Linked DNA regions of Homo sapiens: region 1 is linked to region 2. Evidence: chromatin loops called from intact Hi-C (ENCODE). Cell type or tissue: dorsolateral prefrontal cortex. All regions are shown on one strand. Links, peaks and the distances in the headings refer to the core of each region. The heading gives the core; the rest is flanking DNA.

The links. A loop is a pair of places that touch in the nucleus more often than their neighbours do. Peaks named below come from ENCODE experiments on the same cell type or tissue, not always from the same donor. Only the 100,000 strongest peaks of a DNase experiment are listed, where the experiment ranks them.
Region 1: it touches region 2 in a loop (2.1-fold over the local background); 3 of 110 quality-filtered maps call a loop at or near these places.

What each region holds. Positions count from the first base shown.
Region 1 is chr21:27,307,141-27,322,725 of GRCh38, forward strand. All of the region lies in intron 1 of LOC102724355 (a long non-coding RNA gene), which reads right to left. Among named protein-coding and RNA genes, the nearest start is that of LINC01673, 320 kb to the right of the region's middle. In dorsolateral prefrontal cortex, for the core only: no CTCF peak of the experiment used is centred there; no DNase peak of the experiment used is centred there.
Region 2 is chr21:27,468,586-27,484,170 of GRCh38, forward strand. No RefSeq gene overlaps it. Among named protein-coding and RNA genes, the nearest start is that of LINC01673, 160 kb to the right of the region's middle. In dorsolateral prefrontal cortex, for the core only: a CTCF peak has its summit at 8,334; no DNase peak of the experiment used is centred there; H3K4me3 peaks cover 233 bases; H3K27ac peaks cover 513 bases.

The DNA of each region.
Region 1 (15,585 bases), core at 6,554-9,053, 160 kb before region 2:
CCTTTCGTGATAACAAAAGTCTCACAAAAGAGGACTGGACTTTGTCCATGTTTTAGGAATTTGCAGATATAAAGAGTTAGTTATCTTCTACTCCAGCTCTGTAATGTGTAGTGTGAAAATATTTGCTGTCAGAAAAAAACAAAGTGGGAAGGCATAGATTTCACTGACAGAGAGAGATCAAGAATCCTTTCACCTCATATCTTTATATTTCTAACTTTCATCAAATGCTTGCAATATGACAAAAACATTGATTTTTTTACTACTCTCCCCATAACCCCAAACTTTTAAAAAATCCTGCAAGCATCTTGTTCTTTGGCATGAAATTCACTGTTAAGGCATGTTGTAAGGGCCCTGCTTGCCTAGCTGCATAATACTAAGCAGTTTAGTGCAGCATAGCTGATAGGCTACTCCTTTCTATTTTTTTCCACTAAAATGTCAGCAAGTTTTAGGCAAAGAAGCATATGAGGTAATATAACACATACGCCAATAAGGATATTAATTTCTAAAGAATGCATCCAAACAATTGAGAGTGTTACAGGAACACTTTCTCAGTTAACTCCCCAAAGGGTGTAACAAAAACTAAATCTATCTGTAAAAAGTAGTTTATAAAACATGTATTACATTATGTTTGAATAAATGTGGTTTTAGGAGTGTTTTTGGTACACTATACAAATCCAACTCTCCTAATCTCAGTATTTGTCATAAAGGTCCACTCCTCAAAAAAAAAAACAATTCAAACACTCAAAATTGTATCATTTCGGTAGTTCGAGACTTGGAACTTTTGAAGACTTTATGTCAACAGAAAAATAATTCAGCCCGTTCCTTAGCTTTTAGGAACATTACTTTCTCAATGTCGTATTAATTCATACTTCTAAACCCAGGAGATTCAGCGATATTTGTGTGCAGAAAAGGATGAAAAGTCCTTACTCCATTAGATAAAACAATTTGCATCTTAGCTCCATTGTATAGCACATCTTTATCTCACTTTGAGACTTAGAATGATTGGTGAAAATTGCAAGTGTTGTCCAGTAAAACAAAAACAACAAAAAACGCAGGGTGGTGATGGTAAGGGTGGGGGGTGTGGAACAATAGGACTGGAATTGTCCACTGCTCTCTGCACAGATAAGCTAACAGGAGAAAGCCAATGTCCTGAATTAGAAGGGTCCAGAAGCAAATTATTTTCACTGGAGACATTCCTTGAAGTCCCAGTCTAATGTGGGGTTTACCATTTTTCTCATAAAATTTACAATTTCCCTTCATACTGTCGAGCACTATTGGTTGTAATATTTGTAGTTCATGAGTATTTGTTTAATGATTGTTTTCCTTTTTTTTAATTATACTTTAAGTTTTAGGGTACATGTGCACAACGTGCAGGTTAGTTACATATGTATACATGTGCCATGTTGGTGTGCTGCACCCATTAACTCGTCATTTAACATTAGGTATATCTCCTAATGCTATCCGTCCCCACTCTAAGCTCCGTGAGGCAAGGCTATTATATTCAATGCCATGAACTGTCCTTGGCTTTTTCTGTACCTCAAATCTACCATGATGCTAACAAGTTTTCCTCTGCTATTTTGTTGTTATTTTCAGTGACGTTCACCAGACATGGCCTGACTGCTATCTCTTTTCTTCTATCCATATCCAAGATTCTCGATTGACCTGTGAATTGACTGCTCTTGAGTTAATGCTGAATCCTGGTCCAAGTGGTTGCTTTTAGAGGGAAGTCAGATCACGAGGGGCAGCATCTCTGCTGAGAGGGCTCCCTTCTATATAAAACTCTCTGACCAGCCAGTGTTCCTTAAACAGAGGAGCAAACATGTAAGCTGATATGCACCGTCTCCTCTTTTTATCAATGAGGGCTTTCAGGTACTTTTTCACGCATCTTAAAAATCCAGGACTGTATCTGGCACTTGAAAAGTTCCAACCAAGTCAGGTAATTTTCTATCTTTTTATACTAATTTTACTAGGTAATTAACTACAACACACATATATATTTAAAAATATGTTTATCGTAAATAACAATTACTATGTATTATGGAATATTCGTTTTTCACACTTATTTAATACATCAGTTTATATACATTTCTTCATGGTCTACATAAGAACATATTGGTCTGCATTGCTGTTACATTCCAAGAGTAATTCTTAAAATGTTCGTCGTGTGCATCTTTGACTTCATAATAAATACTTTAAATTATTATAATGCATGTTTGTGAATTTCTAGTTTTGTAAGGCAGAGTGCTAGAAATGTTTCTTAACAATTTGTAATAACTCACTTTATAATCTCTAATAAAAATAATGAATAATTGCAATGCATATCTCTAGAAATAAAATTTCTCTGGACTATATATTTGGAACGAACATTTTAGCTTCTTACATTGTGTATTTTAGAGGTTAAAATATGGAAACGATCACATATCACACATTTAAATTTAAGTAGCCTATGCAATTAATACTGGAATTAAGTGCTATGTTATAATATTAATTTTTTAGGTACAAGTGACCAATATTATGAAATTATTTTTATTTTTAAATTTTATTTAGAATTGGGGTTATATGTGCTTGTATGTTACATATAGTGCTTACTTGTGGTGTTTGAGCTTCTAAGTGTACCAACAATGAAAATATTGAACATTGTACCTGATAGGTAATTTTTCAACACTCGCCTCTTTTCCACCCTTCCGTCTTTTGGAGTCCCTATTGTCTATTAGTTCTATCTTTATGTCCATGTGTATGCATTATTTAGCTCCCACTTATAAGTAAAAGCATATGATATTTGGTTTTCCATTTCTAAGTTAGTTTCTAAGTTAGTTCACTTAGGATATTGGCCTCTATTCCAACTATGTTGCTGCAAAAAACATGATTACATTCTTTTTTATGACTGCAAAGCATTCCATAGTGTACATATATCACATTTTTAAAATTCCAGTCAAACATTAATGGACACTTAGTTTGGTTCCATGACTTTGTTATTGTGAATAGTGCTGCAATGTACAAATTAGTACAGGTGTCTTTTCAGTATAATGATTTCTTTTCTTCTGGGTAAGAAAATCTCACTACCCAGTAGTGGGATTTTTGGGCCAAATGGTAGTTCTACTTTTAGTTGTTTGAGAAATGTCGAAACTGTTTTCCCTAGAAGTTGAACTAATTTATATTTCTACCAACAATACATAAAAGTTCCCTTTTCTCTGCATACACATCAATGTTCCCTTTTCTCTGCATACACACCAACACCTGTTTTTTGACTTTTTAGTAATAGCCATTCTGACTGGTGTAAGATGATATTGCAATATGGTTTTAATTTCATTTCTCTGATGATCAGTGATATTGAGCATTTTTTCATGTGTTTGTTGGCCACTTGTATTTCTTCCTTTGAGAGGTGTTGCTCATGTCCTTTACCCAGCTTTTAATGGGACTGTTTGCTTGTTTTTTTTGAATTGAGTTCCTCATAGATTCTGATTATTAGTCCTCTGTCAGAGGCATAATTTGCAAATATTTTCTCCCATTCTGTAGGTTGCCTGTTTACTCTGCTGATTATTTATTCTGCTATATAGAAGCTTTTTAGTTTAATTAAGTCTCATTTGTCTATTTTTGTTTTTGTTGCATTTGTTTTTGGGGTCTTCATCATAAATTCTTTGCCTAAGCCAATGTCCAGAAAAGATTTTCTAATTTTTTTCTAGTATTTTTATAGGTTCAGGTATTAAATTTATGTCTTTAAACCATTGATATAGTTTGGCTATGTCCTCACTCAAATCTCATCTTGAATTGTATCTCCTATAATCCCCACGTGTCTTGGGAAGGACCCGGTGGGAGGTAATTGAATCATGAGGGTAGGTCTTTCCTGCGCCATTCTCATGATAGTAAGTCTCACGGGATCTGATGGTTTTATAGAGGGAGTTTCCCTGCACATGCTCTCTCTTGCCTGCTGCCATGTGAGATGTCTCTTTGCTCTTCCTTCGTCTTCCATCATGATTGTGAGGCCTCCTCAGCCATGTGGAAAAATTAGTCCGTTAAATCTCTTTTCTTTATAAATTACCCGGTCTCGGGTATTTCTGTATTAGCAGCATGAAAACAGACTAATATGTCCATATTGAATTAATTTTTGTATGTGATGAGAGATAGGTGGTCCAGTTTCATTCTTCTGCATATGACTAGCCAGCTATTCCAGTACCATTTATTGAACAGGATGCTCTTTCTCTATCATTTATTTTTGTCAATTTTGTCAAAGATCAGTGGGTTGTAGATATGTGGCTTTATATTGGGTTATCTATTCTGTTCTATTGATCTGTGTACCTATTTTATACCAGTATCATGCTCTTTTAGTTACTGTAGCCTTGAGGTAAAATTTGAAGTCCAGCAGTAAAGTCAGGCAAATCTAGATGCCTTCAGATTTGTTCTTTTTGCTTAGGATTGTTTTGGCTATTGGGGGTCTTTTTGGTTACATATGAAATTTAGATTTTTTCCCCCAATTTCATGAAGGATGATGTTGGTAATTTGATAGAGATTGCATTGAATCTGTGGAATCCTTTGGGTAGTATGACCATTTTAATGACATTGATTCTTCAAATCCATGAGAATGGAATATTTTTTATTGTGTCATCTATGATTTATTTCATCATTGTTTTATAGTTCTTCCTTAGAGATTTTTCACCTCCTTGGTTAAATGTATTTCTAGGTTGTTGTTGTTTTGTGGCTGTTGTAAATGGAATTGAGTTCTTGATTTGGTTTTCAGCTTGAATGTTATTGGTGTATAGAAATGCAACTGATTTTACGTTGATTTTGTGTCCTGAAACTTGACTGATTTTATTTAAGTCTAGGAGTCCTTTGGATATATCTTTAGGGTTTTTTGCTTGTATGATTATGTCTTCAGTGAACAGAGATAATTTGACTTGTTCCTGTCCAATTTGGATGCTTTTTATTTTTGTCTCTTACCTGATTGCTCTAATAACTGCAGTACTGTGTTGAATAGCAGTGGTGAGAGGAGACATCCTTGTCTTGTTCTGGTTCTTAAGGGGAATGCTTTCAGCTTTCCCCTATTCTATATAATGTTGGCTGTGGATTTGTCATAGATGGCTCTTACTATTTTGAGGTATGTTTCTTCAATGCCTAGTTTGTTGATGATTTTTATCATGAAGCAATGCTGAATTTTATTAAATGCTTTTTCTGTTTCTATTGAGGTGGTCATATGGTTTTTGTTTTTAGTTTTGTTTATGTGATGAATCACATTGATTGATTTCTGGATGTTGAACCATTCTTGCATTGCTGGAATAAAACTCACTTGATTGTGAAGAATTATCTTTTTGATATGCTGTTGCATTCAGTTTGCTAGAATTTTATTGAGGATTTTTGCATTGATATTCATCTAGAATATTGGCCTGTGGTATTTTTGTTGTTGTTCTTTTGCCCTTGCCTGATTTTGGTTATAAGGGTGATACTGATTTTGTGGAATGAGTTAGGGAGTAATTGCTCCTCCTTAGTCTTTTTTTTTTTTTTTTTTTTTGAATAATTTCAGTAAGATTGGTACCAACTCTTCTTTGAACATCTGGTAAAATGCAGCTGTGAATCTGTCTGGTCCTGGGCTGTTGTTGTTGTTGTTGTTGAAAGATTTTTTATTTCTTATTCTATTTAATTACACATTATTGGTCAGTTCAGGATTTATGTTTCTTCCTGGTTCAATTGTGGAGGGTCATGTTTCCAGGAATTTATCTATTTCCTCTAGGCTTTCTATTTTGTGTGCATAGAGGTGTTCATAACAGTCTGGAAATCCTTTGCATTTCTGTGGTATCAGTTGTAATGTCCCCTTCCTTATTTCTGATTTTACTTATTTGAATCTTCTCTCATTTTTTCTTGGCTATGCTAGCTAACCATATGTCAATTTTTCTTATCTTTTCATAAAAACACCTTTTTGTTTTATTAATCCATTGTATCAATTTATTAGTCTCAACCTCATTTAGTTCTGCTCTTTATTATTTCTTCTGATAGTTTTGGGTTTGGATTATTCTTGTTTTTATAGTTTCTATAGTTTATAATGTGGATCAACATTAGGTTGTTAATTTGGGATCTTTCTATCTTTTTGATGTGGGCATTTAATGCCATAAACTTTACTCTTAGTACTTCTTTTGGTGTATCTCAGAAGTTTTGGTATGTTGTTGTCTCTATTTTCATTCACTTCAAGGAATTTTTTTATTTCTGTCTTAACTTCATTGTTTGCAGAAAAGTCATTCAGGAGCAACCTTCCTTGCACTTGTGTAGTTTTGAAACTTCCTCTTAGTATTAATTTCTAATTTTATTAAACTGTGGTTGAGGAAGATACTTAATATGATTTAGATTTTTTGAAAATTTATTGGTACTTGCTTTATGGCCCAAATATATGGTTGATTTTTGAGAATGTTCCTTGTGGAGGTGGGAAGAATGTATATTCTGTGGTTGTTGGATAGAATGTTATTTAAATGTCTATTAGGTCCATTTGGTCTATAGTACAGTTTAATCCATAGTTTCTTTGTTGATGTTCTGCCTCAATGTTCTGTCTAGTGATGTCATTGGGATGTTAAAGTCCTCCCTTATTGTATTCCTATCAATACAATAGTGTTTTCTTAGATGTAGTAGTATTTGCTTCATGAACCTGGGTGCTCTGGGGTTGGGTACATATGTATTTAAGATATTTAAATTTTCTTGTTGTATTGAACCCTTTATCATTATATAATACCCTTCTTTGTCTTATTTTTCTGTTGTTGGTTTAAAGCCTGTTTAATCTGAAATAAGAGTGGCTACTCCTGCTCACTTTTGTTTTCTGTTTATATATCTTTTTTCTTCTAATTTACTTTGAGTCTGCAGCTGCCTTTAGCCAGTAAGTGAGCCTCTTACATGCAGCAGATGGTTGAGTTCTGGAATTTTTGTTTGTTTTCTTTGTTTTGTCTTCTTTTGTTTTGTTTTTTACAGTTTCCACTCTATGTTTTTAGAGTAGAGCATTCAAGTCATTTATATTCAAGGATAATGTTGATAGGTGAGATTTTATGTTTATCATAGTGTTGTTAGCTAGTTGCCTTGTGGTTTCATTGTGTAGTTGCTTTATGTTATCTGTGAGCTTTGTATTTCTGTCATCTTTTATGATGGTGTGGGTCATTCTTTCATTTCCATGTGTAGACTGCACATTTGTTGGTGGTCTGGTCTAGTGGTGACAAATTCCCTTGGTGTTTCTTTGTCGGGGAAAGGTTATATTTCTCCTTAATTTATGAAGCTTAGTTTGGCAGAACACAAAATTCCTGGCTGGCTTTTTTGTTTCTTTAAGTGGGCTAAAAATAGGCTCTTAATGTCTTCTGGATTATAGGGTTTCTGCTGAGATTTCTGCTGTTAGTATAATAGGATTTCAAAATGATTAGACCCCTCTCTTGATGCTCTTAGAGTGTTTTTTTTCCCCTCTCATTGACTTTGGATAGTCTGATGACTATATACATTGGTGAAGTTCTTGCAATGTATCTCTAGGAATTCTCTGAGCTTCTGGTATCTGAATGTCTAAATCTGTCCCAAGACTAGGGAAGTTTTCTTAAATTATTTCCTCAAATAGGTTTTTCATACATTCTTCTTCTTCTTTGTTTTCTTCTTCCTCTGTCATTATGTAATTATGTATAACTTGTAGGTTTGGATGTTTTACATAATCTCATATATCCTGAAGTCTTTGTTTATTTAAAATTTTTTTAAATTGTTTCTCACTGTTAATTTGAAAGACCTGTCTTCTAACTCTATAATTCTTCTTCCACTTGGTCTAGCCTATTGTTAAAATTTTCAGCTGTATTTTGTAACTATTTCAAAATTTTTTTTACTTCTAGAAATTCTTTTTATTTTTTAACGATGCCTGTCTCCTTTTCCATGTCCTGAATTTTTTCTCTGATTTCTTTATGTTGGTTTTAGTTTTCTCTTGGATCTCAATTATTTTCTTTAAAATCAGTATTTTGAATTCTTTATCTGTTATTTCAAAGATTTCATTTTGTTTGAGATCCATTGCTAGAGAGTTACTGCTTCACTTTGGGGGTGTTGTAACACTGTTTTTTCCTATACTTTTGGAGTTTTTTCTCTTGTTCTTTTACATCTGGATAAGCTGTCTCTCCTTCATATTTTTTGATTTTGCTTTACTTTGGAAAGGACTTTTTCCCTTCTTGAGGAGGTGTCTACAATGTATGATGTTGTATAAGGTCCTTTTACTTTGTTTCTGGGAGTTTTCAGTGGTAAAGAGTCTGGAAAAACTCCTTAGTTATTGAAGCCTTTCTATGGTGGCTTTCTCAAATGTTTGTTGTAGTAGCAATGTGTTAGGCATGTGAGTAGGCTCAGGAAGCTTATCACATTTTCCAGAGCTATGCATTTGTGTCAGCAGATTTCCTCTTGTTTTGTGGGGTTCAACCTCCATGCCAGTGGGTGGTGCTGTAGTGTTAGAACTGGCTGCAGCCAATCGGGATGGGTATACACTAATACTTGATCCTTGTTTACTATGGGAAGCTCTGTGTTACCCAAGACAATGGGTTGAACTGTGGAATTCACAGGGTTCTGAGCTCCCTACTTATCTCCAGAGTGGGGGACCAAGGTAGGCAGGGCCCGACTGGACAGGCCTGCCTCATGTCTCATAATGGCAGGCACAAGCACCAGCTGTGTTGGGGGATTCTAGTGCACAGCCACCAAATGCCCAGAAGTGTGCCTAGGCATGGAGTTGGAAAACCTCCACTGCCCCAAGTTTTCTGCACAGGTAGGGGAGTATGGCCTAAACACAACATCAAGAAGAGTGGGTACTCCAAATTCCTGGAGATATATCTGGGCTTTCAGCACAGAAAGCTCCACTGCACCAAGATCTCTGCACCTGAAGGGAGAGGTGGCTCAGGCTCCAAATTTGGGCAAGTGGATGTACCAAATGCCTGGAAACATGCCCCAGGAATGCAGAGTACATAAACTGTGGTTGCAAGAAGGTCTTTGCAGGAAAAAAGGGGAGGGGGTGGCTTGAGTGCCTACTGTAGGGGAGCAGGTGTGCCTCATGCCAGGTAATACACCCAGAGAAGGAATAGAGAAACTGCTGCCACAGCAAGGTCTGCATGAGAAGGGAGGGATAGATTGTACTCCTAATCTGTGAGAGTGGGCATGCCAAATGCCTGGAGTTCTATCTGAGTGTGGAGCAGAGGGAGTACTGCTCTACGACGTTCTTTTAGCAGAAAGGGGATGGCAGCTCAAGCTCTTATTCTCAGGGGGCAGATGCACCAAAGCCCTGGAGCTATGTCTGGGCATGGAGCAGAGAGTTTGCTGCTGCACCAAGATCTCTTCATGAGAAGGGAGGAATGTCTCAGGCTCCTATCCAGCTGTACAAGTGTTCTAAATGCCTGGGACTGTGTCCTGGTGAGGAGTGGAAAAGTCGTCATTGTACAAGTTCTTTGCAGGGGAAGGAAGAGGCAGCTTAGGCCACTAGTCTGGGACAAAGGGTATTTTGATTGCTTGGAAATATGTCCTCTGGCGAGGAGTGGAACTCTCCATGAGGCCATCGGTGCGGGCTGGGGGAAAGAAGGCAGGGTGGCAGGAGTGGAGACCATGGGTATTTGAACCACTTCCTCATGTAACATACTTGTGCCTTCAGGACTTGTTTGAGCCCGATAATATATATACCACTTCCATTTGATGATGGAATGCTGTTGTGCATGACCCACTTTATGGCTAGATGGGTCAGAAAGCACCCAGTTCACGACAGGCAGTTCAGGTCACATGGTGACTTGATGACCCACAGTCAAATATACAGTTTCCACCAAAGCCCAGTAACAGGCCAAGAGCTGTCTCTCAAAAAAGAGAGTAGTTATCTGCAGAAGATGGCAGGGTCTTGCTCCAAAATCCTAGAGGCCTCCACTGTGTTTCACCTATAGGGGCCTGCCAAAGGCTCCAAACAGCATCCCTATCTTCCACTGACACCTCAAGCACCATTGGATATGCTGGGTCATATGACCCAAGTGTCAGAGCAGCTTGCACAGCAGCCTGGACCTGTTGCAGAGCATTCTCCTGTTTCTGACCCCACTCAAACTGGCAGCCTCTTGGGTCACACCATCAATGGGCTGGAGTAACACACCCAAATGAAGAATGTGTTGCCTCCAAAATCCAGATAGGCACACTAGGTGTTGTGCCTGTTTCTTAGTTGTAGGAGGGGCCAAATGCAGCAACTTCTCCTTCACCTTAAAAGGAATATCTCAACAGGTCCCACACCACTGGATCCCTAGAAATGTTACTGAGGTTGAAAGTCCTTCAGTTTTAGTCGGATTTATTTCCCATCCTCTGGCATGCAAATGTCTCACCAATAAGTCCAGTGTGTTTGCTACTACTTCTTGCTTACTGGATCCAGTCAGCAAAATGCCATCAATGTAATGGATCAGTGTGATATCTTCATCAAAGCAAAAAGCAATCAAGGTCTCTCTGAATAAGATTATGACACAAAGGTGGAGAGTTGATATACCACTGAGGTGGGACAGTAAAGGTATATTGCTGGCCTTGCCAGCTGAAGGCAAATTGCTTCTATTGGGCCTTATGGACAGGAACGGAGAAAAAGGCATTTGCCAAGTCAATGGCTGCATACCAAGTACCAGGAGATGTGGTAATTTGCTCAAGCAATGAAACCACATCTGGTAGGGCAGCTGTAATTGGAGTCATCTCTTGGTTAAGCTTACGATAATCCACTGTCATTCTCCAAGATCCATCTGTCTTCTGCACAGGCCAAATAGGAGAGTTGTGGGAATCACCACCCCTGCATCTTCCAAGTCCTTGATGGTGGCAGTAATCTTCACAATTCCTTCAGGAATGTGACATTGTTTTTGACTTACTATTTTTCTAGATAGAGGCGGCTCTAGTGGCTTCAATTTGGCCTTTCCCACCACAATAGCCCTCATCCTACCAGTCATGGAGCCAATGTGGGGGTTCTGCCAGCTGCTAAGTATGTCTATGCCAATTATGCATTCGGCCACTGGGAAAATGACCACAGGATGAGACCAGGGACCCACTGCACCCACTGTAAGTTGGACCTGAGCTAAAACTCCATTAATTACCTGACCTCTATAAACACTTACTTTGTTTGGAGGACCACAATGATGTTTTGGGTCTCCTGGAATCAATGTCAGCTCAGAGCCAGTGTCCAGTAGTCCCCAAAATGTCTGATCATTTTCCTTTCCCCAGTGCACAGTTATCCTGGTAAAAGGCTGGAGGCCACCTTGGGAGAAAGACTCACTGCATTAATTGTTGGTAATGTAGTGGGGTCCTTCCATAAGGAGGCCAGCCTCCCCTTCACTCAGGCCGTTCTGGGTCTGTAAACTGGCTCAAGTCTGGAAATTGATTGAGGGCTGGGATTCTCTTTTTGTAATTCAAATTAGTGTTTTGTCCACTCGATCTAGAAGTTTTCTGCTTGTATCAATTAGGTAGGAATGCAGTAGGTTTCATATCAATTTCACTTCTAGGAACACTGTGATTAATTAGTCAATGCCAGAGCTCTATATGAATCAGATTATTCTGATTGCTGCTTTGCCTCTGCTGTCCATTACAGTAGCTACACCCACCTTGCCTTTGATGGTTGAGTACTGACACTTGGCCCCTGCCACCTCGGGATCCAATTATTCACACTGTATTTAAATTTTGTAGTGAGTGACTGCAGTGCCCACCATTAGATCTGACCTACAGAGAAGAGAAATTATAGGGCTCCTCAAAGATGCAGGTGCTGCCCTCACTACTCTATTTTGCAAGGCATTGGTCAAGGTTATATCTTTTGGACCCTCTGAGCTGGGATGAGTAGGTCTAAATTGACTGATCTACTCCACCATCCCAATCTCCCTAAGCTTTTGGATCCCCTCCCTCTATATTAAAACAAGGGAGATCAGGCATTTCCAGCTTGCTCACAGTGGGCCATCTTTTAATCCATATTTCAGCTAACCAAGCCAATAAACTATTAGAACCTTTTTAACTCCCCAAGCTGCAACATTGAAAGCAGAGTCCCTACTTGGTGGGCCCAAATAAATGAATTCAGCCTTATCCAACTCTATGTTCCTTCCACCATTATCCCATACCCTTAATATCTACCCTCATGCCTGTTCTCCAGATTTCTGTTTATATAATTAAAGAAATCAAACAGTTCTTTTTGAGTGTAGCACACCTCCTCATGGGTCACACTCTCAACCTCACCTCTAGGGGCCTGCTGGGACTGTAGTTATAGGTCTAGAAGAAAACAGGGGTGTTGGGAGTGGCTCCTGAAGAGAATCAACATTTTGCCTGGCAACTGCCTCAGGGGAGGCCATCACTGTTCCCTCGGGCAGCGTAGGGTTTATCTCCTCAGACAAAGGTGGAAAGGATGATGGCAGCGTGGGTTGGGGAGGGGATGTTGCCACTACTAGAGATGGGGAAGCTGTTTCTTTTCACAAAAAAGGTTCATCAGGATTTACAAACTCAGTGGCCCCAGCTTCATCAGGGTCCTCCCACACATCCCCATTCCAAGTTTCGGGGTCCCATTCTTTTTCAGTCAATACCCTCTAGACACTTTAACAGTAGACACCTGGCGAGGTTGTGCATGAGTCTTTCATTGCAGTTCAGCCACTCTCATTCTAAGAACTTGTGTCTGTTTTCCCACAATTTCAGCTCTTTCTCTACAGGAGATAGAAGCTCTGAGTTCATCATTTTCTTTCATCACTTTGTCCACTGAACTTAGGAGCAAACCATCAGCTTCATTATGTTCCTTGATTCTCCATATATGGTCAAAGGTATTATGCATAAAATCACTAAACTCCTTGCCTCTCACGAGCAGTGAATCAGGAGTATCAAATGCATTTATTTTGCATAGCTCTCTAAACAGTTCATGCCAAAGACTATCAGTGTTTTCCATACTATTAGTAGAGTCCTTAGCATTTTTCTGTCTAATCATATTAAGCAGCCACCTCCAGAAACCCAAAAACCAATGAAAGAACTCCATCCTTAATATTCTGTTCATCTAGAACCACTCCTGGTATCAAAATCTGTATTAGTCAGGGTTCTCTAAAGGGACAGAATAGGAGATACATAAATGGGAGTTTCTTATCTATTAACTTACACGATCACAAAGTCCCACAATAGGCTGTCTGCAAGCTGAGGAGCAGAGAGTCAGTCCAAGGCCCAAAACTGAAGAACTTGGAGTCTGATGCCTGAGGGCAGGAAGCTGATCCAGCACGTGAGAAAGATGTAGGCTGGGAGGCTAGGCCAGTCTCTCCTTTTCACGTTTTTCTGCCTGCTTTCTATTCGCTGGCAGCTGATTAGATTGTGCCCACCAGATTAAGAGTGGGTCTGACTTCCCCAACTCACTGTCTCAAATGTTAATCTCTTTTAGCAACACCCTCACAGACACACCCAGGATCAATGCTTTATATCCTTCAATCCAATCAAGTTGACACTCAGTATTAACCATCACAGCATGCATAAGTGCAATGCGAACAACAAACTTTACATTCCAAAAAAATACAATTGAAAAAATATAGGGTCAATTTGTATTCAAGCTTAGTAACATAGATTTTCAGTATAATCGTTTTTAAGTTTAATTATTTTAACATTTTAAATTCATGGAAGCGCATTAGGAAATATTTACTTGTAAATGTAGGTTTTATTTATTTATTTTCCCTATTCATTTCTCAGAGGACCTGAAATAATTGTACTTTCATTCTAACTGCTGCCTTTCTTGCTAATGTTTAACTTTAAATGTAATCAATCATTTAGCCTAATCTTAAAAATATTTTTTATAAAAGTAATACATATTCATTGTAGAAAATGCATTTCTTTTATAAAACCACATATTCCAGAAGGAGGAAACTAAAGCGAGATACAGCCGAAGTTGAAATGTTTGTGTTGCTAAAATCTTCTCTTAGTCAGACTTCATTGAACAAGCCAAACAATTAACTTTTGTTTGAGGGTTTGCAATTAACAATAAGACCCTTCGAAAGTACTATGTCAACATTATTTCAGACAAAAGACCTCTTTCAATATTTCACCTGACACAGTTTTACATTAATTCCACTTAGCAAATGTTGGTTGAGTATTGCCTATAAGCTTGGCACTCACTGATTTATCTAAAGTAATATTATTTTTCTCTATTGACTCATCTAAATTCCAATCTTTGTAAAATATGCTCATTGTAATTATTTAATTGGTTTTTACCTTCAAGGTAAATGTAAATTGTATCTTGAAAGAATTCATTAAAAATGAAAATATGGCATATTATATTTGTTCCTCATATATTTTATAAACATATAATTATCTATCATCTATCTTATCTATCTATCTATCTATCTATCTATCATCTATCTATCCACCTACCTATCTATCCTGATTATGCATCCCAATTTAGAGTTTCATAGACCTTCTCTCAAAGAGAAGGCATTCTGTCAATAAAATGAAATCATGTAGGTGTCTTCTATTTTACATAATAGTTGATTCAAAATGGGCAAAATTGTATTAACTACAGTAGCTACTGGAAACTTCATTTAATACAAAGGCTAGACCAAAAAAAAAAAAAGCCATGCCCAGTGATCTGAATACCTTACATATTAGAAAAAGGGCACAGTCTACAAAGGAAAACGTTCTAAAAATCCTTGGAGAAATTGAAATTCATGGGAAATATAAACCAAAGGCTTTTGAAATTAGAAAATTCATCTTTGTTTAAATACATCTAATAATGCATTATGGGCTGTAAATACATTTCCAAAACTTATAAAGACTAGAGGATAACATTCCATTCTAGTAAGTTGTCTTCAATGGAGGAAGTGTATAAGTGATGCCAAATCCTCAGTTGCCAATAATATTCTTTCAAGCAGCTGACCTACTTTCCTTAGGGCAAGGCTCTAGTTTTCCCAAATGATTGTCATTTGGATTTCAGAATAAAATAATTTATCCCTTCTGTTCATAGTTAGAAACAGAACTGAGAACACAATGGATATTTTTTCTTTTCAGACAATGGGTATTTTTTTCGTTTGCAAATCTGCATTTATAAAACAATGGTGTGGTAGAAAGTCAAACACCAAATTAACGAGGAAAAGTTTAGAAACGTTTTGTTACATTTTACATATTTCAACGTCTCAAAAGTGGCATCACGATAATGCAATAGCTTGTCTAAAAAATGAAAAAAATAAATAAATGTTATATTTTGTATATAATGCTAGAAAATTTGAACAGTTCTAGAAGATGCACAAAATGGTGATCTTGAGGAAATTACACATGGAGTTTTTTAAGGATTCGATTCCCATATTAAAGCCAATACCATCATGTGAGGTCCCATATTTAAAGTTTAATTTCTCTGTGATTATTTACATAAGAATAGCTCCATTTTTCAAAACTTTCCTTTCATTAGGAACAGAAACAAATGTCCTCTAGGAATGAATGAAATATTTTTCTCTACTATTGCTGTTGTTTTTAAAGTTGAAAATTTACCTATTTATTAAAGTCATTCCATAACCTTATCCAACCCCAAATCTGTACATTTCACACTTTGTAGAATAATGAGTTGAAAAGAAACCCAGTGGATTTATGTATGTGTGTGTGTGTGTGTGTGTATATATATATATATATATATAT
Region 2 (15,585 bases), core at 7,097-9,596:
GTAGTCCCAGCTACTCGGGAGGCTGAGGCAGGAGAATGGCGTGGAACCTGGGAGGCGGAGCTTACAGTGAGCCAAGATCGCGCCACCGCACTCCGGCCTGGGGGACAGAGTGAGACTTCATCTCAAAAAAAAAAAAAAAGTCCCAGAGAGATACTCTTCCCCTCCCACTATGTGAGGAATAGCAAGAAGGTATTGTCTATGAAACAGAAAGCAGATCCTCACCAGACACTGAATCTGCCAATGCCTTAATCTGAGACCTCCTAGCCTTCAGAACAGTGAGAAATACATTTCTGTTACTCGTAAGCTATCCAGTTTGTGGTATTTTTTTTATAGCAGTCTAAATGAACTAAGACATTATGCTTTTAAATGATTTAGATATTTATGGTAGGATTCCTATAATTGCATATCTTGACGTTGCATTTCCTGAATTACTGTGTATAATATAAAAATCAGAGTACCACACTCATCTACCAGCCAAGCTGGGCTTGTCTGACTTATTCTTTGGTCCCTCACCTCCTTCTTGATTTGGGGGGACATTCTTCTATGCAATTCCGGGTTTTTCCTGTAACCAGGTCTTAGTTTTAATTTGGTCCACTCTGACTGCTATGCTATCCGGTGCTTGATTTCAATGAATAAATTCTAAGAAAGGTAGATGCATATTCATAATTCTTTTAAGTAAATGTGTAAAATATAACTTTTGATTTTCAGGTTGAACTAAAAGATGTAAAATTTAAAAGGACAGAAATGGCACAAATGCATGTAGCAAAATATCTGAGCCTCCTAAAACAAAACCAAATAAAAATATGTATTCTCTAAAATTTTGCATATTTCTCTGACTTCCTTATCCTCTACTCCAGTGGTGTAAAATTTCACTTAGCACCTGTTGGAGTGCTCTTGGCACTAAAATATCACAACTATTGCCAAAGTCATTTCTTATTTTCTAGAGCAGAACCAATCAGACATTTCTAAAGCTGCCTCCCTTCAAACTTCATTATGACCTCCTTAGCTCTCTAGGTGGGGTTTATCTTTCCTCTCTGGAGGTAAATTCTCTCACCTTAGCTAACTCAGGCAACTACACCCCCTATGTCAGCTTTTTCTGGTTTTGCTGTTAATATAGGAGGTAATTATCTGATACGGTTTGTGTCCCCACCCAAATCTCATCTTAAATTGAGGCTCCCATAATTCCCACGTGTTGCGAGAGGGACCTAGTGGGAGACAACTGAATCATGGAGGGGGTTTTCTCCATACTATTGTCTTGGTAGTAAGTAAATCTCATGCAATCTGATGGTTATATAAGGGGTTTCTGTTTTTGCTTCTCTCTCATTCTCTCTTGCAGGCGCCATGTAAGAAGTGCCTTTCAGCTTCCATCATGATTGTGAGGCCTCCCCAGCTACATGGAACTGAGTCCATTAAATCTATTTTTTTTTCCCAGTCTCGGGCCTGTCTTTATCAGTAGCATGAAAATGGACTAATACATTATCCTTGACCCAAAGTTTTATCACATTCCTCTTCCAAAATTTTATGAGTAACACTCCCCTTTTCTGTTATCACTACATCCATAATCCTGACACAAGAATAACAGATTTGCCATTATTTGAAATCATATGAGAAATGTTTAATGTTTTTGAACCGTGCGTAGAAAGAACAGCTGTCAACATTGAATACATACATCCACAATGTGAACAGAGTACTCAATCTGTATTGGGGTATAGGCTTAAAAAAGTAAGAGGAAATCCTGGGCCCTGCTCTTGAAATCCAAAGCTTTGAATTAAGGTGATAGGAAATGTATACCAATGCAAACTGAATGCTGATGTTATATGGTTGCTTCTTGTAGTAGTGAGAGTAGTTTCAAAACTGGGAGCTGCTATCATAAGCATTATGATAATATGGGAAACCAACTATACAAGAATCCAAAATATGAAGTCATATACTCAGGGGTGTCAAGGACCACAGATTAATGAGAAAATAATTCATAGGGGAAGTTGGCCTTAGCAGAGGTATTTATACATGGTTGAGGTAAGAAGGTTTGGTGCTGAAGGGCTCCTGTCCATGGCAGGGTTACTATTCCACCCCTAAGGCAGCTTGGGCTTTCCATCTACCCTGCCTGGGTTAATGCAACCTGAAAAGTCCAAAAATTAGAAGCAGAGCCGGGTGAGATCTTGATGTAGATGGCGAAAAAGTAAGTTTTTAATGTTTGAAGCTTAGAATATGGCTGGAAGTAGAAAGGAAACTGAAGGAAGCTAGTAGTGAAAAAGTGAAGTAGACTATTGACAAAGTAATAACTAGGAATTTTTGTTTCATTTGTTGAAGCTTTTTGTATTATACTGTGCCTGATATGATCAAAATATTTGAAGGAAGACTTCTAGATCTTGTGAGTTGACACTGTTTATGCTGTCATTAAGAATATCTATTCCAACATGCAGGTTAAGATAAAAGAAGAAAGTAGCTTGGACTATTTTAGAGTTTCTTCAAGAATGAGAAAAGTACGCCGGGCGCGGTGGCTCATACCTGTAATCCCAGCACTTTGGGAGGCCGAGGCGGGCAGATCACGAGGTCAGCAGATCGAGACCATCCTGGCTAACATGGTGAAACCCCGTCTCTACTAAAAAAAATACAAAAAAAAAATTAGCCGGGCGTCGTGGCAGGCGCCTGTAGTCCCAGCTACTTGGGAGGCTGAGGCAGGAGAATGGCGTAAACCCGGGAGGCGGAGCTTGCAGTGAGCCGAGATCACGCCACTGCACTCCAGCCTGGGCGACAGAGCGAGACTCCGTCTCAAAAAAAAAAAAAAAAAAAAAAAAAATGAGAAAAGTAACGGTGAAGTCTCAGTTCCATATAAAGGGTGCTGAAACACCAGAAATACACATAGGTGAGTTGTGGGAAGTAGAAAAAATACAATCAAAGAAAATTCCTGAAGGGTATTTTTGGGGGGAGTGGTGGTAATAATAAGATATTTTGATGTATTTTTCTAGCATCCACAAAGTCAGTTTTACTCTCCTTAAATTCTTTAAATTCTCCTTTTATTCTCCTTAATTTGACCCTTCTGTACGTGTGAGTCTAATCCTGACAAATCAACTCACATGAAACCAATTCACAGAGTCTCTGGCTGAATGGAGGCTTTAACCAATAACAACTTTCCTACCTCTCGAGTTGAACACATGCCTCACTCATTCCATAAAGGACCCTCTGTATGACAGGCACTGCTTTAGGCACTTGGGATATGTGAATGCACGAGTATACAAAGCTAAAAAACAAACACACACGCAGAAAAACCAAAGCCACCTTGACTTCACAAAGTTTGTGTGCTAGTGAGGGGTGGCCACAATAAACTACAAACAAGAAAGTTAAATTATATAGCAACTTAGAAAATGATAAATACTGTGGAAAAATAGAAATAGCAAAGGAGATTGGGTGCAAGGGCTGGAGAGAGGGTTGGAATTTCAAATGGTGTGGTCCCAATAGGTCTTATAGAAGTGATCTTTAAGTAAAACTTAGCACATTTTATGGACTGCCAAATATATTGTAGCTGCATGGAATACATAGTGAAGAAAATAGTCTGAGACTCCACTGTTTAAATCTTAGCACAGGGGTGGGGGAGCAGTCAATAACAGTAAAGAATTATGTAACGTATCAGGTAATGGGAATGTTAAGAGGATAGTGATCGGAATGAGGTGCTCTGTCTGGTAATGTGGACTGTGAGGCTTTTTATAAGGCGGTGTTTGAGCAACAGAACCTAATTCATATAATTTCTCAGTATGGGACCCATAGAAATTAGATACTCCAGCAATTCATATGTTCTAACCCTTCATTGGGGAAAGCAATCCCAAGGAAGGGGGTTGAAGATGAATCGATGTAAGGGAGGAAAGGAGAGCAAGGTAATAAAAATGGTTGTCTCTGATCTGGCTGCCACTCTGATCTGTAAGAAAACAGCAGGGTCTAAATCTTTTAGGAAGATTTTCTAAGATGCTGGCATTCCTGGGCTCTCCATTGGGAAAGAAGGGGAAAGCACTTATGTGCTGGTCAAGGGTCTCCTTTGTGAAAGTTGCACTCTACAGGGTGTTCACTTCCCAGCACTTCTGGGCTGCTCTTGTCCAGGTTCTAAGCTGGTCCCTGGTGTATCAAGCCTTAGCTGCACCAGAGAAGCTCTTGGGTAGAAGATAAGAGAGGATCACATGGAGCATAGGCATGATGTAACTCACTGTGCGTTGTGCGCATGTGAAGTTGAGAGGTAAACTTGCAAGCTCCATGGCCTCAAAGGTGGCTGAGTGGCCTGTGGTGCAAAGGTCCGCAGGTGAATGAAGCTTAGCAGACCTGATACAGTGCACAAGACGAAAAGTGCTTTATAGATATTAACTAATTTAATGCCAATAACAATCCTATGCTGTAAATGCTATTTTCATCCCTATTTAACAGAAAAATAATCTAAAACATAAAGATCTTTAATAACTTACCTGGAGTCACACAACTAGTGGGTGTCAAGATTCAAACAGGCCTTTCGCCTCCAGAAACATGCTCCTTAACCTTGTGAGTACCAATCTTACTCCACAAGCTAAATTGTTTTTAATTAATGGTGAAAAAATTCTCTTAAATCTTTTAATAGTTTTCTGTAAATTATGATTTCTAGTATTGCTTCATTTATCACAGAATCAGTTCATTTTAACTAAATTCTAAAGTAATGATATTTAATAGTCGTAGAAAGAATCACTGAGAAAGCAGCAAGAAGTGGAAGAGGAAAAAGTGCATAAATAGTACCTAGAAGGGAGCCTATTTTTATTTTATTTGATATATATTTTGACAGGAAAGAGGACTTTTACCTAAATACATTTTCTGGTATGTTATTTCTGCTCCATCAGATGAAGAAAATTGAATTAAAAATTTTGAATTACTTCAGTGGGTTATCTTGATGTAACCGTTAAAATTGTCTATTTCAGTCTGCATGTTAAAGTAAAAGAAGGACATAGTATACAAGGGGTTTGAATATCTTTTGTATATTATGAACAATTTGAACTCCATTTGCTTTGAGTGTTTCAGTTCCAAGCACCAGTTATCTGAGGAATGATAGGCAGAACAGACTTAAATTCAACACGTCAGTATGAAATTCTGCAGCCCTGGTAGAGAGGATGAAAGAACAATTGGTAATAGGTTCTGTTATCTTCTCAGTCCCTGTTCTGTTTGGGGATATTATCCATTTAAGTGAAGTCATTCCAAAGCACTGAGAACAAAATGTCTCTAATTTCACTCATTTTGAGAGATATTTGATTAACATTTTACCTATGCATGTATATCACACAGACACACACACACACACACACAGCCCTTCACAATTGTGCATAGAACTTAGGGTTTCTCTCCCAATATTAGTCTAGTCTGCATAGCCAGCAATGTTCTTCTCTTGAGGAGGATTGTAAAAGGATATTTTAAAAGTGCTTTTTCTAATGGAGAAGTGAATCAGACAAAGTAATCGTAAACAAGACATGCCATTTTTCTTGATGAAATATCTGTGACAGTCCTCGTTTAACTGGTCTCTTTGATTCAGTCTTGATGTGGTTTGTCCTCTTGTTTGCACTCAGCACTTTGTGCAAAGAGAAATCAGCACCTTTTCAAAATCAACAAGAAAAGTGGTAGTTACAATATTTTGGCCTTCATTTTTACTGTTGATTAAATGTGATTGTAGTTTCTTTCCTACTGAAGAACACCTAAATTCTGTCTCCCAAATAAAACAGAGAAGGGTGCATCTTTCTGTGCAATGTCACTTTTGGACCAATGAACATTAATTATGCTGTTTATTTCATCCAGAAAAACCGGAGATAAAATGTCATCCAAAGTCTTTTGATTTCTTATCCCATAGAACCCATGCTTTATCAGAACAGACATGTAGCTGACAAGGGCAATTTTTAAAATAAGTTTTAATTAGAAACTTTCCTGAAGTTCTACATTTATTTCTGCTTTAAAAATTACTAGCTAATGTCAAAGATGCTGAACTTTTATCTAGCCACTTCAATCGAAAAGGTTGGTATCAAGAAAAATACTGATTTTAGTCAATGAACAATGTTCACACAATGTAATAATAGAGAAAAAGTGATACTTGGGGAAAATAAAAATTAGTTTACTTCTTGTCCTTTTGTTCATAAAACAGTATAATTAAACTCAGTAAGTTACAAGTAGCATAATTAAGAACTACATGAGAGCCATAAAAATACTTGCAGATTCATTCAAAAGTTCTAACCACTGAATTCTGTATTATTTTTTGGGTCATAGCAGTTTCTTAAGATTTTCAGATTCAAGTTGAAGCAATGACTAATATCTTCTCATGAACATACTGACGTCAGTTACTCTTGCCATATCCCCTAGAAGAGTCGTCACGTTGGGTAGATTCTATTGGATAAATAACTCACAGTGCTATCCTTCTTTCATCTGTGACACTCCCCTCATATAACTAATGACCATTTATCCTTATCTTTTGTCTCATTATCTCCTAATAGATTATCTATCCTCCACAATATTACCAAGGTTGATTTATTTGCAAACAGATTTGTTGATTTCAGTGGCTCACTATCACCTACAGGAGAAGCCAGAATGCCTACAAGGCTCCCTCCATACCTTAACCTTCCCCATGACTACCTGGTATCTGGCAACACACACATACTCCGTATTTCCTGAACACCCCATGCCCTTGATCTGTGCCTTAGCTCTTGCTCTCCCTTTTGTTGGGAATACGCTCCCCCTGCTCTTTCTGCCTCCCCACATTTTTGTCCTTCATTGTATACACGATTGGCCTCTGAATGTTTTCTGGTCTCCCTAAAGAATCGGTCGTGTACATCTATGTGCTTCTGTAGAACATGCTCTACTTCTCTGTGGTGTGTGGGTCATGTAGACTACTTGAGGTTGTCAGTGACTCATTCATTCACTCAGCTCCTAATTAACAACAACTCACTTTGTGCCAGGCACTCTACTTCATGCTGTGTATGCAGCCGGTGAATACGTCAAACACAATCTCTCCATTATCAAGGACAAGTGGATCTCAATCTCAGCATCCATACTGACCACTTGGAGCACTTTGCAAAAAATGCAGATTCCTGAGCTACACCCCCCAGATATTTTGACCCAGAAGCTTAGAGTATAATGCAACAATGTGCTTGTTGTTAACACTTCTAGAGGATGATGATCGATTTGGCTCACTTACATGATGTGAGAGACAATGCAGTACAGTTTGTACCCTACTAGGCAAAAGAGATAACTTTCAACTTCCATTCTATTTTATTCTTCTAATTTTGTAAACTTTATACTCACAGCAAGCAGGCTAGTGCTTGGTACTTTTTATGTGCTCAGTAAATATTTTCGAATGGATGTATGACTCTCTCGTAGAATTTACAATCTAGTGAAGAACATGGAAGATTACAAAGGCACTTCTAATACTACATGCCATGGTTCAGGAATGATGGTGCTGGCCTAGAAGAGGATATCTAATTATGGTTTTTCAGTTAGAAAGTCTTCTCAGGAGAAAAGATAGGGCAACTGCTACCCAAAGGATAAGTATGTTACCAGATAAAATAGTTGATGTGTAAGAATGCCAGGCAAAAAGAAGTGCCTGCTCAGTATGTGGAGAGCATGACCTACTGACAGTGAAAATACAGTTATAATAAATGTGTGCCAAATGCACAAATAATCTGTGTATTGTTGGACTATGTGTTAGATATCCCACGCAATAGCTGGCAAACGGGAGGTGCTAAATAACTACTTATTAAATGAATAAACACTGTTCTGTCATAATCACTACATTTTAAATGAGATTGTAATTGCTATTTTCTAAAACAAATAAGCACAAAAAAGCACATATTTCTTCATTTTCTCTCAATGTGTCCTCATGCATATTTGAATGCCTCCAAGACCAGTTTTTCTACAAAGGAATGTTTACAATTAAAAAAATAACACTTTAGTTCTTAACTTATTTTTGACATTTTATGGCAAAAACAAGTTTTCTGGTTATCAGCTCTCCAGAGAATTCCATTTTAATTGTAATATATTGTTTATAGTAAAATACATTTGGAATTATTTTTTATGAATTAGTTAATTAAAGATATATGATCTAGTTGAGATGACAGTATTTTTTTCCTTTCATGTACTATCAGGAACTTCTAATAACTACTTTCAGTCAAATATAGTTATTTAAATCCTGTCATTATATACAATCACTAAGTTACAAAATTGTAAATTCAAAGCCTCTCTTCTAGAACTGCCAGGCATTCTACTAGGCAGAATAAACGTTAACAGTGATTTTCTTTCATAAGTCAATTCCTATGCTGCTGCCCAGCAATGCAAAACACTTACTTCCTCTAGTGGCTAATCATGTTGCCTACAAAAGAAGAATTTCTTTTTCTTCTGGGCTTTTAGATATTATCTAAGAAAAACAGTGCATTTTTAAAATTGGTTCTCTTCTTAATTAAAAAAAAGCTTTGAAATCAGTAGAAGATTTTATAAAAGTATAAAAGAGAAGCTGCTATTGTTATTTTTAAGAGTAAAATAAAGTACTACAGCCTATCATGAGTGTAAAATTCATGAGTCAAATCTGTTTCAGTTGTACACAGTCCTTGACACATAGTAGGCACATATAATGTATCTCCCTAGTTAGAGGTTTCTATAGAGTGGGGTTTTGAATATTTATTAAAATTGTGGGGCTAAGGGGGCAATTATTTTACCAGATTCAATCATAATAACAGAATGTGATACTAAGATACGAATGACAAATAGCTCACAATAATCCAGTTAAGAATTCTGAAAAATACAGCTGTGTGTATCAGAATTAATAAAATACCAAAATGACATTTCGAAAATGAGGAAAGCATGAATTTTTCAATAAGTGGAATGGTGAAAATTAAGTATACACTTGGGAGGACATGACAGGAAAGATATATCCCTATTTCACAACTTTTACACAAAATAAATTCCAATTGGATTAAAGATCTAAACATAAAACTGAAACCATATGCAAACTTACATGGCTTATTTAATATGATACCAAAGACTGAACTGAGAAAGGATTGTAGTTCAACAGATTTAAATGTTTAAAAATGTTTGCTTATCAAACCATATCAAATCAAGTAAGAAAGCAAAAGACAAGAATAGGAAAAATTTTGCATTGTGTACAAATAGTCAATATCTTTAATATAAATAACTCCCTTTTATGAATTATTTAGGAAAGTGCAAGTAATCCACTAAGGTGGTTAAAGAAACTGAACTAGTAAATCACAGGAAGAAATAAAAAATCAGTATGGCTAAGCATCTTAGTACTTTGCATTATGTTTATGAATTATATTACAATGAGGTCACTAAAGATTAAAACAGGGGACATTTTCCATTGTTATTAAGACTGAGGACAAAGGAGTACTCAAGGGTAACAAGTTAATGAAAGAACAAATTGTCTCAATTTTTAAGTTAATGAGAGAATAAATTGTTTCAATTTTCAAGTTAATGAGGGAATAAATTGTTTCAATAGTCTTCAATCATACAATACTGCAGTCAGTAAAATAATATCTATTTTTAGAACATTGACAGAGAACAATGTCTTGGACATATTTTAAGACAAAACCCTTGAACAAGGTAGGTTTGAACTGCACAGCTCCACTTATACATGGATTTTTTTTTCACCTCTGCCACCCTTGATACAGCAAGATCAACTACTCCATTTTCTGCCTCCTCCTCAGCCTACTCAATATGAAGTTGATGAGGATGAAGACCTTTATGATAATCCACTTCCACTTAATGAATAGTAAATATATTTTCTCCTCGTGATTTTTTCAACAACATTTTTCTCTTAGCTTACTTTAATGTAAGAATACAATATAAAATACACGCAGCATACAAAATATATGTTAATCAACTGTTTATGTTACCAATAGGCTTCTAGTCAACAGTAGACTATTAGTAGTTAGGTTTTTGGGGAGTCAAAACTTATACATGAATTTTTGACCATATGGGGTTTGGTATTCCTAATCCTCATGTTGTTCAAGGGCAAAGCATGTAAGGCATCTATATAGTTACTATAGCTATTGTCTTAGTTCATTTTGTGCTTCCCAGACAGAATTTCACAAACTGGGAAATTTAAGAGAAATGTATATCTTCGCAGTGTTCTGGAGGCTGGGAAGTCCAAGACACAGGTGCCAGCAGGTTCATTTATCTGATGATGATCTGGTCTCTGCTTCCAAGATGGCACCTTGAATGCTGTGTCTTTTGAAAATGGGGGAATGTTATATCCTCACATGGCAGAAGACAGGAGGGCAAAAAGCGAAAAGGGGCAAACTCCTTTCATTAAACCCTTTTATAATGGAATTAACTGACTTATGAGCAAAGAGCCCTCTTGAACTAAGCACTTCCCAAAAGATCCTATCTCCCAACACTGTTGCATTAGGGATTGTTTCCAACACATGAATTTCGGGGGACTAATTTTGACCATAGCATTCCAACCCTGGCTCCCCAAATTGATGTTTTTTTCAAATACAAAACACAGCTATTCCATCTCAATAGCCCAAAAAGCCATTCTGATGCCAACTTAAAAATCTGAAGTCTGGAGTCTTATCTAAATAAGTTATGGGTGAGGCTCAATGCATGGTTCATCCTGAGGCAAATTTCCCTTTAGCTGTGAGCCTGTGACATCAAACAAGTTACGTGATTCTAAAATTCAATGGTGGTACAAACACAGGACTGATATTTCCATTCTGAAAGGGAGAGATAAGCAAGAAGAAGTAACAAGTCCCAATTAAGTCCAATACCCAACAGGGCAAACAATCTTGAAACTTAAGGCCTTGGAGTAATCTATGTTGACTCCATGTCCTGCTGCTTGCACACGCTAAGGTGAGCGTTGGGTCTTCTATGCTCCCAGCAGCTCTGTTTCCGTGGTTTTGCTAGGCACAACCCATGCTTCAGCACTTATGCATTGAAGCCACATGGCAGTGACTTCTAGCTGGTATCGCATGCAGGTGGCTCTACAGTTCTGGGGTCTTGGAGGCAGCCCTACCCCATGGCTCCACTAAGCATTGACCTAGTGGGGTTCTCTGTGGCAGCTCAACCTCTGCACAGGTCTCTGCCCAGACCTCGAGGCTGTCTGCAATGACCTCTGAAATTTAGGAGAAGGAAGCCGTACCTCCACTGATTTTGTAGTCTGCAAACCTGCAGAATTAGCAGTACGTGCATGCTGCTAAGGCTCATCACTGTGCCCTCCGGAGTGGCAGCCTGAGTTGCACCTGCATTCACTGGAGCCATAGCTGGGGTGGCTGAGGAGAGCTGCACCAGAATGCAGAGAGCAGAGATCTGAGGCAGCCTGGACAAGTGAGTTCTCCTGCACAGGATCTCTGAAATGCCTTTCAGATCATTCTCTCATTGTCTTGATGAATAGCACCTGGCTTCCTCCTAGCCATACTAATCTCCTTATTACAATGTATCTCGGCCACATCCTTGGTTTTCTGTCCTCAACATGCCTTTTAAATACTTTACCCAACCAGGCTGTGAATTTTTTAAATCTTTACTTCCTGCTACTCTTTTGATTATAAATTCTATCTTTAAGTTGTTATTCTTTTTCCATTTTACTATAGGCAGTTAAGAGAAGCAATGCAGAATTGTGACTATTTTGCTGCTTAGAGATTTCTTCTGCCCAATATCCTAATTCATTTCTCTTAAATTTTGCCTTCCACAAAATTTTAGGACATAGACATAATTCAGCCAAGTTCTTTGCCATTTTATAACAAGGATGGCCTTTCCTTCAGTTTTCAACACCTCATTCCTCATTTCCATCTGAGACCTCATCAGAATGGCTTTTACTACCCATATTTCTATCAAAATTTAGTTCACAACGACTTAAGTAATCCCTAAGAAGAATGAGGGTGGAAGCCTTCTGAGCTAAACAGCTCCTAAAAGGCCACACCTTCCAACACTGTTGCATTGGGGATTAAGTTTCTAACGAGTGAATTTTGGGGGACACAGATTATAGCAATTATTTAGATATCTTGATAATTTATATATAACCATAACCATATAGGTGATAGGAGATAGTAGAAATATATAGTATAAGGTCTTTCATATTCAGCCATGCACATAAACACCACACACACACACACACACACACACACACGTCCACATACATGTTCATAAATATTTAGGTATACAGATAGTTTGCATCCTTTCCTGCTCTCACCAGCCTGGGTCAAAAATGTTATCATCAATTTCTTTCATGATAAGTGCCAAGTCCCCAATGTTTCTGATCATTTTGCCTTGCCATTAGCTCAAGTATACTCCCAAATTCTTCAGCAGTGACTCCTTTGTGGTGAAATCCTGTGGCTGTATTTGGTGCAGATTACCTTTGTTAGGCAATTGTGTTGTGAGACAGAGCTCTCTCTTTTACCACTGCCATTCATAACTTTGCCAAAGGTTTGAGAGAGGACATTCTTTCCCTAATACCTCCCAGCAAAACTGAGCACAGGTTATTGAGATAAACACTGCTAAAGCTCAGCCATAGAGTACATGTAATAGCAAGAGTGACTACTCTTTACTACTATTTACTTTAGAAAAGGTTGCTACTGTAGAGGTCATGAACAAAACAGAAGAACATTGACGCCTTACCTAACCACAAGAGTCCTTCATGTGGTCGGTAGTTTCACTCTCTGTCAGGTGGAATTAGCAGGTATTACCACACATGGAAATCTAGGCCCAAGTGCTTTCTCAGCCCCAGAAAAAGACAAAATCCTTCTGTTCCTCTTTCAGAACCAGGCTGGCTAACAATGGGTTATCTCTTCCCTGCAGGTGAAATCTTGTTCCTCATACAAAGGCCAATTCTTCCTCATGGTTTCAAAAATAACAACAACAAAAAGATCATAATATTATTATTCAGTCTTAGGCAGTACTAATGTGGGACAATATGTGTCCATGAAAGACTGAACTGTACCACATCCAATACTATTTCTTTTCTATAGTTGTATTTATATGGAGTGTGGGGGGGTGAATAAATATGTTAAGCATATTTACTTTTTTGCTGCACCCATCAACTCATCATTTACATTAGATATTTCTCCTAAAGGTATTTTTATCTACTGACTGCTATCTCCTCTTCACTATTGATTTTCTTGACCAAAGTTTCAACTAAAATAAGTTTAAAAGAAAAAAATAAGATTATACTTATTAAAATAAGTTTAAAAGAAGATTTGGGAAAATAGTAGAATATTTTTTCAGTTCTTCAGAGTAATGATTCTGTTAACTATAAGTCAATTTATGTTGCAAACACAACACTAAACGTCACAGCTTGTACTATGTGTGCTTTAATTACATCAAAACACTGTTAATTTCCAAGTATAAGAATGTTATTCTTATTATATAAAATAAAAACACATAAGGAAAGTTAAATTCCAATCTAGAATGAACCTAATTACTCATGTGACAAAATATTTCACAATTTTACAAGTGTATTTTTTGATATTTTATATAACTTTTCAATCCTATACCACTTCAAGAAGCTAAACCATATGACCCATATGAGATTTGACTCAAGTGATATTCTAGCAGTAGGTGCCTAGAAAGGGGTTTTCCTCCAAACATGAGCTTACTTGGCATGAATGGCTGTTCTAGTGTACATGACAAAAATTAGTGGCGTGAGGGGCTTACTTGGCATAAGTGGCTGTTCTAGTGTACATGACAAAAATTAGTGGGACTCGCACCTTCATTTCTGAGTTAAGTCATGGGGTAGGAATGCTGAGAGAATAAAGAGGTTTCAGGTAGCAGGTGTAGGCAGAGAAGGCCTGAGGCATGGGTGAATTTTTGCCCACTTAAATGGCACTAGAAGTGGCTGAAATAGAATTAGACCCATAGAAACTAGAATGAGAGAGGAATACAAAGGATAACAGAGCAAAGACTTGTTTGGAATGAAGAAATGAGAGCTAGTGGGATGGTAGATGTCCCATCGGGTGCCAGTATAAGGACAAATGACACCTTAGATGTCCATCTCACTCACACCTGAACACTATGTGCCCACAGTTTAGTTGCAAACCAGAGGCAAGCGGTCATGGGACCTTAAATTAACTCAAATTGTTTTTTTAGTCATCCAACATAAGGGAGGTTAAATGAGATATTGTGTAACTATATAAGCTAAAAAGATGTAAGCCTAAGACTTGGCATATACTTTAATTGTAGAAGATGACTACTGCTTCAGATAAAAAATTAAATCCATTTATTTATCCCTATAGTAAAAATAATTAAAATGACAGAAAAAAATATACAAATGATTAAATATATGTACTCATACATATACACACAAGTGAATAAACACACACACATATATATAAATCCATAGTAATGAGTATCTGTATGCTGTTAGAAGTGATCCAAGATAATGAAAAGCCTAATTATGGAAGAGAGAGAACAGACATTGCAAGAGTAAAGTTCTTGACTAGGCGTGGTGGCTCACGCCTGTAATCCCAGCACTTTGGGAGGCCGAGGCAGGAGGATCACGAGGTCGGGAGATCAAGACCATCCTGGCTAACACGGTGAAACCCCGTCTCTGCTAAAAATAGAAAAGCAAAATTAGCCAGGTGTGGTGGCGGGCACTTGTAGTCCCAGCTACTCGGGAGGCTGAGGCGGGAGAATGGCGTGAACCCGGGAGGCGGAGCTTGCAGTGAGCCGAGATGGCGCCACTGCACTCCAGCCTGGGCGACAGAGCGAGACTCCGTCTCAAAAAAAAAAAAAAAAAGAAAAGAAAGAAAGCTGGAAAAGTTAATGGAGGAGATGGAAATAAATGATAGATAGATGCTAAGGAGAATTTTAAAAGTTAATTACAAGAAATAAAATGTATTTCTCATGAACTCTTTCTGGAAAATACTTAGAAATAGGAGAAATCCAAAGAAGAAGGCAGCATGGGAAGCAAGACACACCAGAGCCAACCTGAGTATAATACAAATAAATACCTACATGATGGCAATGAAGTAGACTAAAGAAAAAGAAACCAATTGGATTATAAAATTGAAAGAAGTATTTAGAGTACCCATGAACAATAACTCCATTAAAAAGAGATAGACGAACACAATTTGTATCAATAAGAATTAATAATAATATTAAGGTGTATATTTTCCATTGCTCTTTGGAATAAAAGCAATGGAAATTAAAAGCCATTAGAGGAAAACAATGCTGAATACAAAAGCCACACTCCAAATAAAAAGGAAGATAAAACATAGCATGCTTTTAAGTAGAGATGAAATACAAAATTACTTCCCAATCAATAAAGAAAACCTTCACTGCTCAATCAATGCAGGAGGAAGGAAAGTGACAATTGCCATTCTGATTTAATGTAGTCACTTTAAAATTATAACATAGTAATAAAAATAAATATAATAATAATATAGTAATTTCCCACAAATTTTTCTCCTAGAAGTTATATGAGATCCCTGTATGTGTTTGTTGGGTGGCATGTGTGGGTGGTGGTTGGGGAGAGTGGGTACAGATCAAAGTTACATATAAATACTTCCCTGTTAGTTTGTCTTGGAGAAGCATCCTGAAAGTAAAATTTAGATTTACTCCTAGATAGTTTAATTTAATTTTAAAATCACATACTTTTGG